3 separate regions of the Homo sapiens genome follow, and all the other regions are linked to region 1. A link is a contact called in ENCODE Hi-C or POLR2A ChIA-PET data. All regions are on one chromosome and are shown on one strand. The core of a region is the stretch at or near the end of the contact, and the rest is flanking DNA. Distances in the headings are between cores, read along the strand shown. Region 1 has its middle 32 kb from the start of PARD6B. Region 2 has its middle 35 kb from the start of PTPN1. Region 3 has its middle 17 kb from the start of PTPN1.

What was found. A loop is a pair of places that touch in the nucleus more often than their neighbours do. ChIA-PET counts read pairs that join two places held with the same protein, here RNA polymerase II (POLR2A). Pooled maps may share reads with other maps.
Region 2: a loop to region 1 is called in a map of Calu3, with 2.9 times the contacts of the local background. The contact joins two enhancer-like sites. A Hi-C loop is called at or near these places in 2 of 168 maps with a recorded cell type or tissue (Calu3 and heart left ventricle) and 2 of 50 pooled maps. POLR2A ChIA-PET finds 5 or more read pairs at or near these places in 6 of 52 experiments (AG04450, CD4-positive, alpha-beta T cell, Caco-2 and 3 more).
Region 3: a map of mammary epithelial cell shows a loop between it and region 1 (3-fold over the local background). The contact joins two enhancer-like sites. A Hi-C loop is called at or near these places in 2 of 168 maps with a recorded cell type or tissue (heart left ventricle and mammary epithelial cell) and 2 of 50 pooled maps. POLR2A ChIA-PET finds 5 or more read pairs at or near these places in 7 of 52 experiments (A673, BJ, CD4-positive, alpha-beta T cell and 4 more).

What each region holds. Positions count from the first base shown.
Region 1 is chr20:50,760,866-50,765,466 of GRCh38, reverse strand. No RefSeq gene overlaps it. Among named protein-coding and RNA genes, the nearest start is that of PARD6B, 32 kb to the right of the region's middle. Within about 2 kb of position 2,571, at least 24 of the 41 ENCODE cell types and tissues checked have a DNase peak (open chromatin) inside an H3K27ac peak, as active enhancers do; they include mammary epithelial cell, where a contact is called at or near this core.
Region 2 is chr20:50,473,285-50,477,885 of GRCh38, reverse strand. No RefSeq gene overlaps it. Among named protein-coding and RNA genes, the nearest start is that of PTPN1, 35 kb to the left of the region's middle. Within about 2 kb of position 1,890, at least 7 of the 41 ENCODE cell types and tissues checked have a DNase peak (open chromatin) inside an H3K27ac peak, as active enhancers do.
Region 3 is chr20:50,490,841-50,495,441 of GRCh38, reverse strand. No RefSeq gene overlaps it. Among named protein-coding and RNA genes, the nearest start is that of PTPN1, 17 kb to the left of the region's middle. Within about 2 kb of position 1,866, at least 3 of the 41 ENCODE cell types and tissues checked have a DNase peak (open chromatin) inside an H3K27ac peak, as active enhancers do; they include mammary epithelial cell, where a contact is called at or near this core.

The DNA of each region.
Region 1 (4,601 bases), core at 1,322-3,821:
CAGCACTTTGGGAGGCTGAGGCAGGTGGATCACGAGGTCAGGAGTTCAAGACCAGCCTGGCCAAGATGGTGAAACACGATCTCTACTAAAAATACAAAAAATTGGCCAGGTGCAGTGGCTCACGCTTGTAATCTCAGCACTTTGGGAGGCCGGGGCGGGCAGATAATGAGGTCAGGAGTTCGAGACCAGCCTGACCAACACTGTGAAACCCCGTCTCTATTAAAAAATACAAAAATTAGCTAGGCATGGTAGTGGATGCCTGTAATCCCAGCTACTCGGGAGGCTGAGGCAAGAGAATCACTTGAACCTGGGAGGTGGAGGTTGCAGTGAGCCAAGATTGTGCCATTGCACTCCAGCCTGGGCAATAAGAGTGAAACTCCATCTAAAAAAAAAAAAAAAAAATTAGCCGGGCATGGTGGTGGGCACCTGTAGTAGTCCCAGCTACTTGGGAGGCTGAGGCAGAGAACTGTTTGAACCCGGGAGGTGGAGGTTGCAGTGAGCCGAGATGGCGCCACTGCACTCCAGCCTGGGCGACAGAGCGAGACTTCGTCTCAAAAAACGTACAAACAAAAAAAGTCCTGCCTATAATTTTTATTTTTGTTGCCTTTGATAAAAACATCTAGGAATGAGTACTCAACAAGGAAAAGGTAAAAACAATTAGCCTTAGGAAGAAAAGAGTAAAAATAAGCACAATGGCAGTCTACCAAGGAGACACGGTGGTTCCGTGTTCTGAGAACCCCTAATTGAGAGCGAACTGCTGGCCTGGAAATGGGTGTCGACTCAGGAATGAATTATGTATGACCACTGTTAAATATTTTATCCATCCTTTTTTTTGAGACTGAGTCTCGCTCTGTCACCCAGGCTGGAGTGCAATGGCGCGATCTCGGCTCACTGCAACCTCCGCCTCCCAGGTTCTAGCGATTCTCCTGCCTCAGCCTCTTGAGTAGCTAGGATTACAGGCATGCACCACCACACCCGGTTAATTTTATCTATCCTTAACCATTATTTGTCTTCACAAAGCAAATAAGGAAAGAAAAAGAAAATACCCACACCATAAGCATTATCAGCTTTGTCATCTCTCCTCCACTGCAAAACAGCCACACAAACTCTCCTGAAGAGGACAAACTCTAACCAGGTTTGAAATACGAGACCACTGTGGCACTACGACTGAGGAATGTCAAGGTGGCGTTGCCTCCTCTGTCAGGTTTGTCATCCTTCAAAATCATGAACATTTTGCTCTACAGAACCTGCTGGTCTAAAAACCACATGGGCAGGCACCGTGGCTTAAGCCTGTAATCCTAGCCTTTTGGGAAGCTTGAGCGCAGGAGTTCAAGACCAGCATAGGCAACATGGTGAGACCTGGTCTCTACAAAAAATTTAAAAATTAACCAGGCGGCCGGGCACGGTGACTCATACCTGTAATCCCAGCACTTTGGGAGGCCAAGGCTGGTGGATCACCTGAGGTCAGGAGTTCAAAACCAGCCTGACCAACAAGACGAAACCCCGTCTCTACTAAAAATACAAAAATTAGTCAGGCGTGGTGGCATGCGCCTGTAATCCCAGTTACTCGGGAGGCTGAGACAGAGAATTGCTTGAACCTAAGAGGCGGAGGTTGCAGTGATCTGAGATAGTGCCACTGCATTCCAGCCTGGGCAACAGAGTAAGACTCCATCTCCAAAAAAAAAAAAAAAAATTAGCCAGGCAGGGTGGCACATGCCTGTGGCACACGGCTACTCAGTAGGCTGAGGAGGAAAGATCGCTTGAGCGCAGGAGGTCGAGGCTGCAATGAGCCGTGTTATTTGTGCTGCACCCAGCCTGGGTGACAAAGCAAGACTATTTCAAAAAATAAAAATAGGCCAGGCACAGTGGCTCACGCCTCTAATTCCAGCACTTTGGGAGGCTGAGGTGAGTGGATTGCTTGAGCACAGGAGTTTGAGACCAGCCTGGCCAACATGGTGAAACCCCATCTCTACTAAAAATACAAAAATTAGCCGGGTGTGGTGGCAGGTGCCTGTAATCCCAGCTACTTGGGAGACTGAGGCGCGAGAATCACTTGAGCCCAGGAGGTGGACGCTGCAATGAGCCAAGGTCACGCCAGTGCACTCCAGCCTGGGCGACAGAGTGAGACTATCTAAAAAAATAAAATTAAATAAAAATAAAAATAAACTGCGTGGTTTATGGATTCTTGGTGACGCCCAGGCAAAGGGGGCTTGTATCCTCCTGGTATCCACACAGTGAGTGGTGAAGGACAGCTGGGATAGCTGAGGCCTGGTCAAGGGCTGATGTCGCCCATTCAGCCTCTCCCGTTTGGCCAGCTTCCCGGCCATTCTGCCTGCTCTCCTGGCGCGTCTCCCTTTACCGTTTATTTTCTCCCTCTCTGCTGGCCCTGTCTGCTCGGCTGTTGGAAACACATGCCAGCCCTACTGGGCATGGGCCCTGTGAACATGAGCCAAGGCACCCTGGGGGTGGAGGAAGGACACTGAGGCCAGCTCACCAGAAGAACCCTGATGTGTTGCAATTGAATTGCAGAGGTTTATAAACCTCTTGCCTTCAAAAGGGGACTGAAAAATTATTACAGTTTGTCATTTTCTAGTGGGATTTGTTTGTAATCACTGTTCCCATATTGTCTGGCGTTGTGTATATGCGTGTGCTCTAGAAGTTTAATTTCACATCTAGGCAGATCAGGTGTGTGTGTGTGTGTGTGTGTGTGTGTGTAAATGCATATGCCCAGTTTAAAATCAACTAGTAGAAAGTCATGTGGAGGCCAGGCACAGTGACTCACGCCTGTAATCCCAGCACTTTTGGGAGGCTGAGCCAGGCAGATTGCTTGAGCCCAGGAGTTTGAGACCAGACTGGGCAACATAGTGAAACCTCACCTTTACAAAAAATACAAAAATTAGCCAGGCGTGGTGACACATACCTGTAGTCCCAGCTACTCAGGAGGCTAAGGTGTGAGGTCACTTGGACTCAGGAGTTTGAGGCTGCAGTGAGCCATAATCACACCACTGCACTCCAGCCTGGGCGACAGAGCAGGACCTTATCTCAAAAAAAAAAAAAAAAAAATTGGGGTGAGGGGAAGAAAAGAAAAAAAGAAAATTAGCCGGGTGTGATGGCTCATGCCTGTAGTCCCAGCTACTTGGGAAGCTGAGGTGGGAGGATTGCCAGAATCCTTGAGTTCGAGGTTGCAGTGAGCCATGATCGCACCACCGCCCACGAGCCTGTGTGGGAGACGGCAAGCCCTTGTCCCTTTAAAAAAAAAAAAGTGTGTGGGTGTGTATTTTTAAAGTCAAGGAGCTTTTTCCACATTTTCTTGTTTCACCAGGTAAGGATTCAAACAATTGAAATCAGCATTCTTTGTAAATTACCCTATGTGGATTGTTGCTCCTGAGAATGACTGATTTGAGATTCTTGGTGATTCTAGGGTTCGTCACTGGTCCACCTGAGAAGTGACACCGTTCAGCGTTGCTGTACTCAGGCAGTCATCATCAGTGGCATTACTGGAAGGCCTATGTTCTAAGTCTCTCCTTGAATTCCTCCTTACCCGTGCATGTACTTACCAAGTTAATGATTTAGTTTCTGAGTCACTAAGCATACACATTTTTGCCTGAGTCATTTTGGGTTCATACCTGAGACAGCAGCTGAAGCCCTCTGGGAATGCAGGAGAAAACCTGATATGCAACTTACCTACCATTTATTGAAGGGTATCACATGCTGGCAGAGAAGCAGCCTGGGAACAAAACTCTTATGTTCTATAAGAACAGTGCTGGGTTTGAATGTAACCTGCTTCAGGTCTTAGAAACAATGGTATGAATGCTGTTTCCTTGTAGTTGCAAGCATTGCTAAGAGACTGAGTGAAAGAGGAATGCTGTGCTGATACAATCTGGGGGGTGGAACCATTAGTCAAATTCTAGCCTTTCTTGTCCTTTCTTCTGGTAGATAACCTAGCGCAAAAACTCCGCCTGGAGTTTTCAGACGCTCACTTTCTGCACACATAGAAGGATTTGTGTGAGGAGTTACTGGCTTTGATCAAAATTGCAATTCTGATGAATCAGATTTTACCAATTTAGGAAGGGGGATTCTCGGCCAGGAGCGGTGGCTCATGCCTGTAATCCCAGCACTTTGGGAGGCCGAGGTGGACGGATCACGAGATCAAGAGATTGAGACCATCCTGGCCAACATGGTGAAAGCCCGTCTCTACTAAAAATACAAAAATTAGCTGGGCGTGGTGGCACGTGCCTGTAGTCCCAGCTACTCGGGAGGCTGAGGCAGGAGAAGTGCTTGAACCCAGGAGGCAGAGGTTGCAGTGAGCCCAAGATCTTGCCACTGCACTCCAGCCAGGGCAGAAGAACGAGACTCCGTCTCAAAAAAAAAAAAAAAAAAAAAAAAGGACATTTCTTATGAAAATCTGGATAAGCAGGGCCGGGCGTGGTGGCTCACGCCTGTAATCCCAGCACTTTGGTAGGCTGAGGCAGGTGGATCACCTCAGGTCAGGAGTTCAAGACCAGCCTGGCCAACATGGTGAAATTCCATCTCTACTAAAAATACAAAAAATTAGCCGGGCATGGTTGCAGATGCCTGTAATCCCAGCTACTTGGGAGGCT
Region 2 (4,601 bases), core at 641-3,140, 290 kb after region 1:
AGTAGAGACGGGGTTTCTCCATGTTGGTCAGGCTGGTCTCAAACTCCCAGCCTCAGGTGATCTGCCCGCCTCGGCCTCCCGAAGTGCTGGGATTATAGGCAAGAGCCAGCATGTCCCAGGCCTTTTTTTTTTTTTTTTCTTTAAACATATGGCCCTCTTAGTCTATCTTTCCTTTCTCCATTAGCATAGAGAACTGGGCACAGAGACAAATCATTTAGAAACTGCACTTGGCTGACAGTAACAGAGACTTGATTTCAGTGACTTAAACATATTAGAGATTTATTTCTTTCACATAAAACCATGTCTGAAAATCTGCATTCCAAAGAACAGATATGGCAATTCTATGATGTTTTCGGGGATCCCATTTCCTTCCATCTTTAGCATAGAACCTCCCTCCTCAAGGTCACAGAATGGCTGCTCAAACTCCAGCCATCATGTTTATATTCTAGGAAGATTGGCAAGACACCAAAGGGCTTTCTTGGAAACCCCAACATCAACTTCCACTTATCATGCATTGGCCATTCAATCGGGCACTACTGACATTTTGGACTGCATAATTCTTTGTTGTGGGAGGGAGACCTGGGGATTGGAGGGCTGTCTAGCAGTACCCTGACCTCTACCCACCCACCAGATATCAGTAGAGCACTCCCTGCCTCCCTCCCTGCCCCTGTTGTGGTAACCAAAACTGTCTTCCAAGACTTTGCCAGATGTCCTCTGGGGGACAAAATCACCTCTGACTGAGAAACACTGGGCAATTCTTAGCTTCAAGAGAAACTGGGAAATGTTATTTCAAAATTCATTGCCAATAGTGTAGGAGTTTCTATAAGTAAGAAAGAAGTAGAGGTTGGACATATGGATGGCAAATAACAGTCTTGCCCCAAGAGAACTCATTCAGTTTCCTTTTAATTCTACTTAAACAAAAACAGTGACCCAAGAGTGATGATGAACAGTGTCAGGCTATAATAGGGAAGGGTGGGGACTGTGGCACACTGAGAGCCAAGGACCCATCTAAAGGAGGTACAGGATTTTTGTGAGCAGCATTTTACCCATAAGATACAAGTTTGCAACATTTAGTCTATACAATTTCAAAACATGTACTATGGAAAATTTCAAACATCATCTAGAAAAATAGAGTCATATAACTAACTCTCCAGTATCCACCTTCAGCAATTATCCACATTCATTTTGTCAATTTCATCGTAAGCCTTTTGTCACTTCACCAGTAGTTGATACTAAGTTGTTCTTTTTTTTTTTTTTTCTGAAACCACCATGCTATTAGCACACCTTCCAAAATTAACAATGACATCTTACTATGAACCAGGTGATTTTTTTTTCTTTTTTTCAGACAGAGTCTTGTTCTGTGGCCCAGGCTGGAGTGCAGTGGCACAATCTTAGCTCACTGCAATCTCTGCCTCCCGGGTTCAAGCAATTCTCCTGCCTCAGCCTCCCGAGTATCTGGGATTACAGGCATGCGCCAGCACACCCAGCTAATTTTTGTATTTTTAGTAGAGATGGGATTTTGCCATGTTGGCCAGGCTAGTCTTGAACTCCTGACCTCAAGTGATCTGCCTGCCTCGGCCTCCCAAAGTGCTGGGATTACAGGTGTGAGCCACCATCCGTGGCCTATTTTTATTTTTTTTAGAGAGGGTCTCACTATGTTGCCCAGGCTGATTTCGAACTTCTAGGCTCAAGCAATCCTCCTGCCTCGGCCTCCTAAAGTGCTAGGATTACAGGCGTGAGCCACCACGCCCGGCCGTCGATCACTTCTTCAAGGATGTGGCACATGCCTTGAATTTAGACCTGCTAGCACTTCAAGCTGGGCGGGAACTAGGGACTGCCGGGTTCCCACCCACCTCCTGCCATCTCCCTTGTGCTGACTCATTTTTGACCCTGAACTTGTTCATTCACCCAGGCCTTTGCTTTCTTTTGTGCAAAACAAGGAGAACAATTCCAACTCGCCTCCCGACAATGAGGCAGGAGCAGTGTAATTGAAGGACTGCACATGCCCTGTGCACGTATTAAAGTACTTAATAATTACTGCAAAAATAGCAGCAGTGATGAGGTGATTATAAGCCCCAGCAGAAGCCCCGCATAAACAAAGAGGTCCAGAAAGGGCTCTCATGTTCTTAATGTTCTGACTCTAGACAATCTAAGACCCACAGCCCACAGCCCTCCTGGCCCTGAATCCTTACATTTGCCTTCTATTAATACAGGAAGACGTTTTTGGTGGCCTGACAAGAGAAAAGGTTCAAAGTCCAAATTCCCCATTTGTGCCATTAAGGGAGAAAGATATTTTGCAGCTTGGTTCCTAAATTAGAAGATGATTCCCAAATCATCTTCTAATTAAATGTCTCTCTTTATCTCTGCACCTTTTATATTGCTGCTGACACAGCTTTGGAGCCGGGTGGTGCTCAGGGTCAAGGGGAGGCGGGGTGATACATTCCTTTTTTTTTTTTTTTTTTTTTAGCTCACTGCAAACTTCACTTCCTGGGTTCAAGTGATTCTACTGCCTCAGCCTCCCCAGCAGCCGGGATTACAGGCATGCACCACCTTGCCTGGCTAATTTTTGTATTTTTAGTAGAGACGGGGTTTCACCATGTTGGCCAGGCTTGTCTTGAACTCCCGGCCTCAGGTGATCCACCCGCCTTGGCCTCCCAAAGTGCTGGGATTATAGGCATGAGCCACCGTGCCCGGCCAGATGATACATTCTTTAGGTGCACGCTTGGAGATGCCCAAACAGGCCTCTGGCTCCTGCCATGCCCTGCAGAGGACACTCTTAAAATATCCAGGGGACAGATGCTATTTTTGAGGTGCAGCTTAAAGGCTGCCTTGTGGCCCCTACATAATCTGCTGCCACTCTGAGCTTGCTTCAAAATAGATCTTGCCTTGCCTTTTGTGCTTCCAGGAAACTTGGTTTCTCAGTTTTTACTTTCATCACGAGTTAGATTTGCTGATTCTACAAGTCCATATAAATGGCATTAGACAGCCGAGCACGGTGGCTCACGCCTGTAATCCCAGCACTTTGGGAAGCTGAGGTGGGCGGATCACGAGGTCAGGAGATCGAGACCATCCTGGCCAACACAGTGAAACCCTGTCTCTACTAAAAATACAAAAAATTAGCTGGGCGTGGTGGCACGTGCCTGTAGCCCCAGCTACTTGGGAGGCTGAGGCAGGAGAATTGCTTGAACCTGGGAGGCAGAGGTTGCAGTGAGCCGACATCGCGCCACTGCACTCCAGCCTGGGCAACAGAACAAGACTTCATCTCAATAAATAAATAAATAAAATGAATAAATGGCATTAGACAATATGTACTCCTTGGTGTCTGGCTTCTGTTGCGCAACAGAATGTCTGTGAGATTCATTTGTGTGGGCTGTATCAGTAGTTTGTTCATTTTCATTCTTTTAATATATGTGTGTATATATATACATATGCACACTAAAATAATGTATACTAATAATATATTTAGACTATTTTAGTAGACTTCCCAGATTATAGATTAAATAATATATTTGTATATTTGTAATATATTTGTATGTATACATACATATATACACATACATATATATATATAGTAAACATTTATCCATTTATCCATTCTGCTGTGGATAGTAAACATTTATCCATTCTGCTGTTGAACACTTGGGCCACTTCCAGTTTTGAGTTATTATGAATAAAGCTGCTATGAACATTTTTATTTTATTTATTTTATTTTATTTTATTTTATTTTATTTATTTTATTTTTGAGACAGAGTCTTGCTCTGTTGCCCAGGCTGGAGTGCAGTGGCACGATCTCGGCTCACTGCAGCCTCTGTCTCCCGGGTTCAAGCAATTCTTCTGCCTCAGCCTCCCTAGTAGCTGGGATTACAGGCATACACCACTACGCCCAGCTAATTTTTGTATTTTTACTAGAGACAGTTTCATCACATTGCCCAGGCTGGTCTCAAACTCCTGGCCTCAAGTGATCTGCCCACCTCAGCCTCCCAAAGTGCTGGGATTACAGGTGTGAGCCATCGTGCCTGGCGTTTTATTTTTTATTTTTATGCCCTGCCCTTTTCCCACTCCCCACCCTCACCATGACCCTAGGCGGGGTTGGGGAAGTGGAGAGAGAGGGGGAAGTTGCCACTCAGATGTTTATTGACTTCTCAACCTTAACACACCCCACCCTGGGGTACCCAAGCGAAATCTGGGCCCCTTTCTCTAGCCTTCCCAGCCCAGTAGCCTCCATAGCCACCCATGTGGCCACGTAAGCCAGAATTCAGCCTTGAGTCTTCCTTGAGTCTGCTCTGTTACCCCTCCTGGGCCACATCCAACTCATCCATTGCAATTTCAAACTGTCTTCAATCTGCCTGCTCGTTTTCACCACTGCCACCTCTCAGGTGCAGCCACCCGCTCCCTGTCCCTCCCTCAGGGAACTGTCCAGCCTGCTAATCAGTCTCCTGACTTGCGTCTTGCCTTCCTCCAGTAGTTTCTCCAAATGGCAGCAAGATGCTTTTAAAATGGAAATCAGATCATCTTCTTTTGAATGTCTTCCCACTGCATTTGGACTCAAGACCAGACTCCTAAGTGGTGATCTACAAGGCTCAGCAGCCTCAGGCCACCAC
Region 3 (4,601 bases), core at 617-3,116, 270 kb after region 1:
AGGTGATTCGCCCGCTCAGCCTCCCAAAGTGCGAAAGAGATAAATACCCCAGCTCCTTGCTTCTCAGGTATGGCAATGTGGAGGCATGGCCCTTACATGGGTGGGTTTGAGCCCCACTGGCCCACATGCTCATTCATGTCCCTTCCCAGACATTATTTGAAGACATTATTTGAAGACATCAGGAGCATTTTTACTGTTTAAGCCACTTTGGATTGGCTTGCTACTTGCAGTTGAGAGCATGCTAACTGGTACATGGTCTTTGTCTTCTGTCTCTATCTTCCTGTAGCCCTATGGGTCTGAAGTTCAGCCATATTCCTTCCCCAGAGCCCTAGTTGCCTTGGAAGTCAAGATCTTTTAGAAGCCACCTGCATCAACTTTTCACCACTGTCCTAAATCAGAAACTTCGTGGTCACTTCCCCACTCCTCACCTGCTGCCTCCAAGGATCTCCTCAGGAATAAATTACTTGCATTTAAATCCTTGTCTCAGAGTTGGCTTCTGGAGGAACTCAGATGAAGATGGCAGACTTATCACTTTTCCTTTTGTCTAACTAAAAGGCTTCAAATAGAAATCAATTATTCAACTGATTATGAATCCAAAAATTTCTGGCATATTTGAAAGAGCAGATCATCCCGACTTTTAGTCCTCAAGATATCAAAAATATTGCATCTCCATCTAGCACCTCCCCCCCCATTACACACCTGCTTTGTGCTAGGCACTTTACATGTGCAACAGGATGATGTTAGGGGTGCTCTGAGTCTCTTGGCCTAAGTTCAAAGGTCATTCAGCAGTTGGGGTCAGCCACCTTCCTTCACGGCTCGCTGTGGAGCCATTTCAGCAGAATGGCAGCCCATCCTTATGCCCATTCTACCGTGGGCGTCAAGGAGAAGGGGAAAGAGAGCACGTCTTGCTTCTCCTGCTCCCCCTACCCATTGTCCCAGCTCCAAGCCACTAGAATCATGAGTCTGGCTTGAACTGGGTGACATGGGGCCAGGGGATCTAAAAGAACTTTGAATCAGATCTGAGAATGAAGTTTTTTCCAAGGAAATTTATATTGAACTATAAAACACATACAGAAAAGTATATGTGTGTACATGCACACAGATATATCATAAGTGCACGGCTCAGTGAATTTCCCCAGACTAAACATGCTCACATAACCTGCACCCAGATCAAGATACAGAACTCTCCCAGCCCCTCAGAAAGCTACCTAGTAACCCTCCTAGTCACTACCCTTTGCCAAGGGTGACCACTATCCTGCTAACACCCTGGATTGCTTTTGCCTGTTTTTGAACTTCACATAAATGGAATCATGCCGTGCATGCTTTTTGGTGTCTGTCTTCGTTTGTTCGACATCATGACCATGAGACTGGGTCTCGTTGTGCTTCACTGGTTGAGACTGACATTCTAATTGGAGGAGATTTGGGTTTTAAGACCTGAAATAGACAGCTTTGGTAACCAAAGAGTCAGTCAGGCATGCTATGGAATTGTTGAGAGGCTGGTTGAGGAAGCCCATTCTTTAATAGCTCCGTGACTTTGGGCAACTCATTTAAGTTCTTTTTTCTCTATTTCTGTAAAATGGAGATAACTATTGGTCCCTACCTCAGAAGCTCATTGTGAAGATTTGGTGAGTAATATATGCCAAGAGCTTAGGCAAGTGCCTGGCACAGAGGCGGGGCCACCTGGGAGCTTGCCGCTACCTCTGCTCCTGCCTCTACTACCACTACTCTGTTATTCTGATCATTCCCCAGAGGGAAAAAGGAAATTTCAACAGAGACCATTTGGTAGCAATTATTGTAAAAATAAAGTGGTTTCGTAGTTACACCTCAACAAGTTGAGACGTACCCCTGAACCAGTTAGACATGTGTCACCTCAGTTAAAGTTCACATCAGCCCTGAGAAGTGAATGCTTGTTTGACAAATGAGGCAACTGAGGCTCAGAGGGAGAAGCAACGCACTCCCTCAACTCACTCCCACAGGGTTACAGAGCGAGCTGGTGGTGGAGCCAGGGTCTCTGTGACCCTGTGTGCTGTTCTCCTTGCCCTTTTACCTAATTCTCCTGCTGGAGCTGGTGGTCCTTAGGATGCACTGGGATGACCCCATTGGACTGCCTTTGGCATGACCTTCTAAAGCATGTGGTGCTGCTTTAGAACTTATCAAAATATTTTCTGTGTGGATTTCCCATCAGCCTGTTCACATGAGGCTTAATCTTTCTTGTGGGTCTCATAAGTAGCACTTTATGAAATACCAGGTGAGTCAGTCATACTCAGCAAACGAGTTTTATGATGACTAAGAATGTTGGGGCTTTTTGCTGAAATTAGCCAACTGAGGTAACAGAATTCTTCCATTGCATATCACAGAAATTGGTTCTGGTCAGGCCGGGTGTGGTGGCTCATGCCTATAATCCCAGCACTTTGGGAGGCCGAGGCAGGCGGATCTCCTGAGGTTAGGAGTTCAAGACCAGCCTGGCCAACATGGTGAAACCCCATCTCTACTAAAAACACAAAAAATTAGCTGGGCCTGGTGGCGGGCGCCTGTAATCCCAGCTACTCGGGAGGCTGAGACAGGAGAATCGGTTGAACCTGGGAGGTGGAGGTTGCAGTGAGCCGAGATGGCGCCACTGCACTCCAGCCTGGGCAACAAGGACGAAACTGCGTCTAAAAAAGAAAAGAAAGAAAGAAGGAAAAAGAAACTGGTTCTTACCAACAGAAACAGAAAAGGAATTTGTTAGAAGGATATAAGGTGCTTTTTAGAAATGGAGCAAGAAAGCTCTGAAACCAAGTTTAGAAAGAATTGGCCACATGATGCGCTGGGGGATCTTGCTGGCATCAACTCACGAGTGTGCTCTTCAGCTCTGAGGGTGCGGCACTCAGGACGCTTTGGCTGCAAGTAACAGAAAACTCAACTCAACCTGGCTTAAGCAGTAAGGGAGTTTATTGTAGGAAGGGCAACACCAAGGTTGGTTGATTCAGAGGTTCAAGAATGTAATTGAGATCCAGGGTTCTCTCTCTTTCTTCCCATTACTATCCATGTGTTGGCTTTATCTGAAAACTGGTTCCCTGTGGCTGCAAAACGGGGCACGCTGCCAGTAGTGATTATGACGGTAAGATCATTTGCTAAATCATCCAGTGCGAAAGAGAGGGAGTGTCTCCCCATAGCTCTCTCTTGAGAGTAAGGAAATGTTACTGCCAGAAGTCCCCAAGAAATCTATCCTGGTGTCTTTTTTTTTTTTTTTTTTTGAGGCAGGGTCTCACTGTGTTGCCCAGGCTGGAGTGTAGTGGCGTGATCATGGCTCACTGCAGCATCAACCTCCTGGGCTCAAGCAATCCTCCCACCTCAGCCTCCTGAATAGCTGGGACTACAGGAGTGCACCACCACACCCAGGTAATTAAAACTTTTTTTTTTTTTTTTTGTAGAGACAGGGTCTCACTATATTGTTCAGGCTGAACTTGAACTCCTGGCCTCAATGATCCTCCCACCTCAGCCTCCCAAAGTGCTGGAAATACAAGTGTAAGCCACTGCAGCCAGCTCCCCTGGTGTCCTATTGGGCAAAACTGGCTTGGGCCTGTTCACTCCTGAACCAATCATCAGCAAGAGGCACAAGGGATGATTTTGGCCCCCAGGGGACATTTGACAACGTGTGAAGACATTTTTGGTTATCATAACTAGGAGAGGTGCTAGTGGCATCTCGTGGGTAGAATCTGGGGCTGCATCTATATATCCTATAATGGACAGGACAGCTCCTTCCCATCCCTTGCACACAGAAAAGAATGAACTCTCCCCAAATATCAACAGTCCTGATATTGAGAAACCTTGGCTTAGACAAATCAGGCACATCCCTGCTCCTGGGATATAATAGCCTGGTGAGAGTCATCCACAGTTTCCACTGCAAACTTTCTTTCAGAACTTTTTTTTGTCATTCTGTTTGAGATTGAAATTTCAGAGAGGGTTTGTTTGGCTTGGCCTGGGTTACATACCCATTTACAGAATAGTAGAGGACAAGGCACTGTGGTTGACCTGAAGCTCCTCCACAGGAAGCTTGGGATACTGGCATGGGAAGTGGAACGGATGTTAAACAAGCAACAACAACAAAAAAGCCCACCTCAACTGGGATGAACTTCCTCAGTGACATTCCTTACAAAGAAGAGGGAGACATCCTGGAATGATATGGGGGAGGGGTGGGGAGAGGGACAGTATGATATATATTAGCTTGACTTTATTATTTTTGTGTATATTTTTGGAGATGGAGTCTTGCTCTGTTGCCAAGGCTGGAGGGCAGTGGCACGATCTTGACTCACTGCAACCTCCACCTCCCGGGTTCAAGTGATTCTTCTGCCTCAGCCTCCCGAGTAGCTGGGATCACAGGCATGTGCCACCATACCCAGCTAATTCTTGTATTTTTAGTAGAGACAGGCTTTCACTGTGTTGGCCAGCCTGGTAGCTTGACTTTAGAGATGACTGTCATCAATTCCTTCCCTCCCCATATGTGTGTGCCACTCCTCCTTGAGATAGGGGGTCTAATCCTCAGCCCCCTTGAATTTGGCCTGGGCTTGACCTTGTGACTGTTTTGACCAATAGAAAATAGTGGAAATGATGCTGGGTCA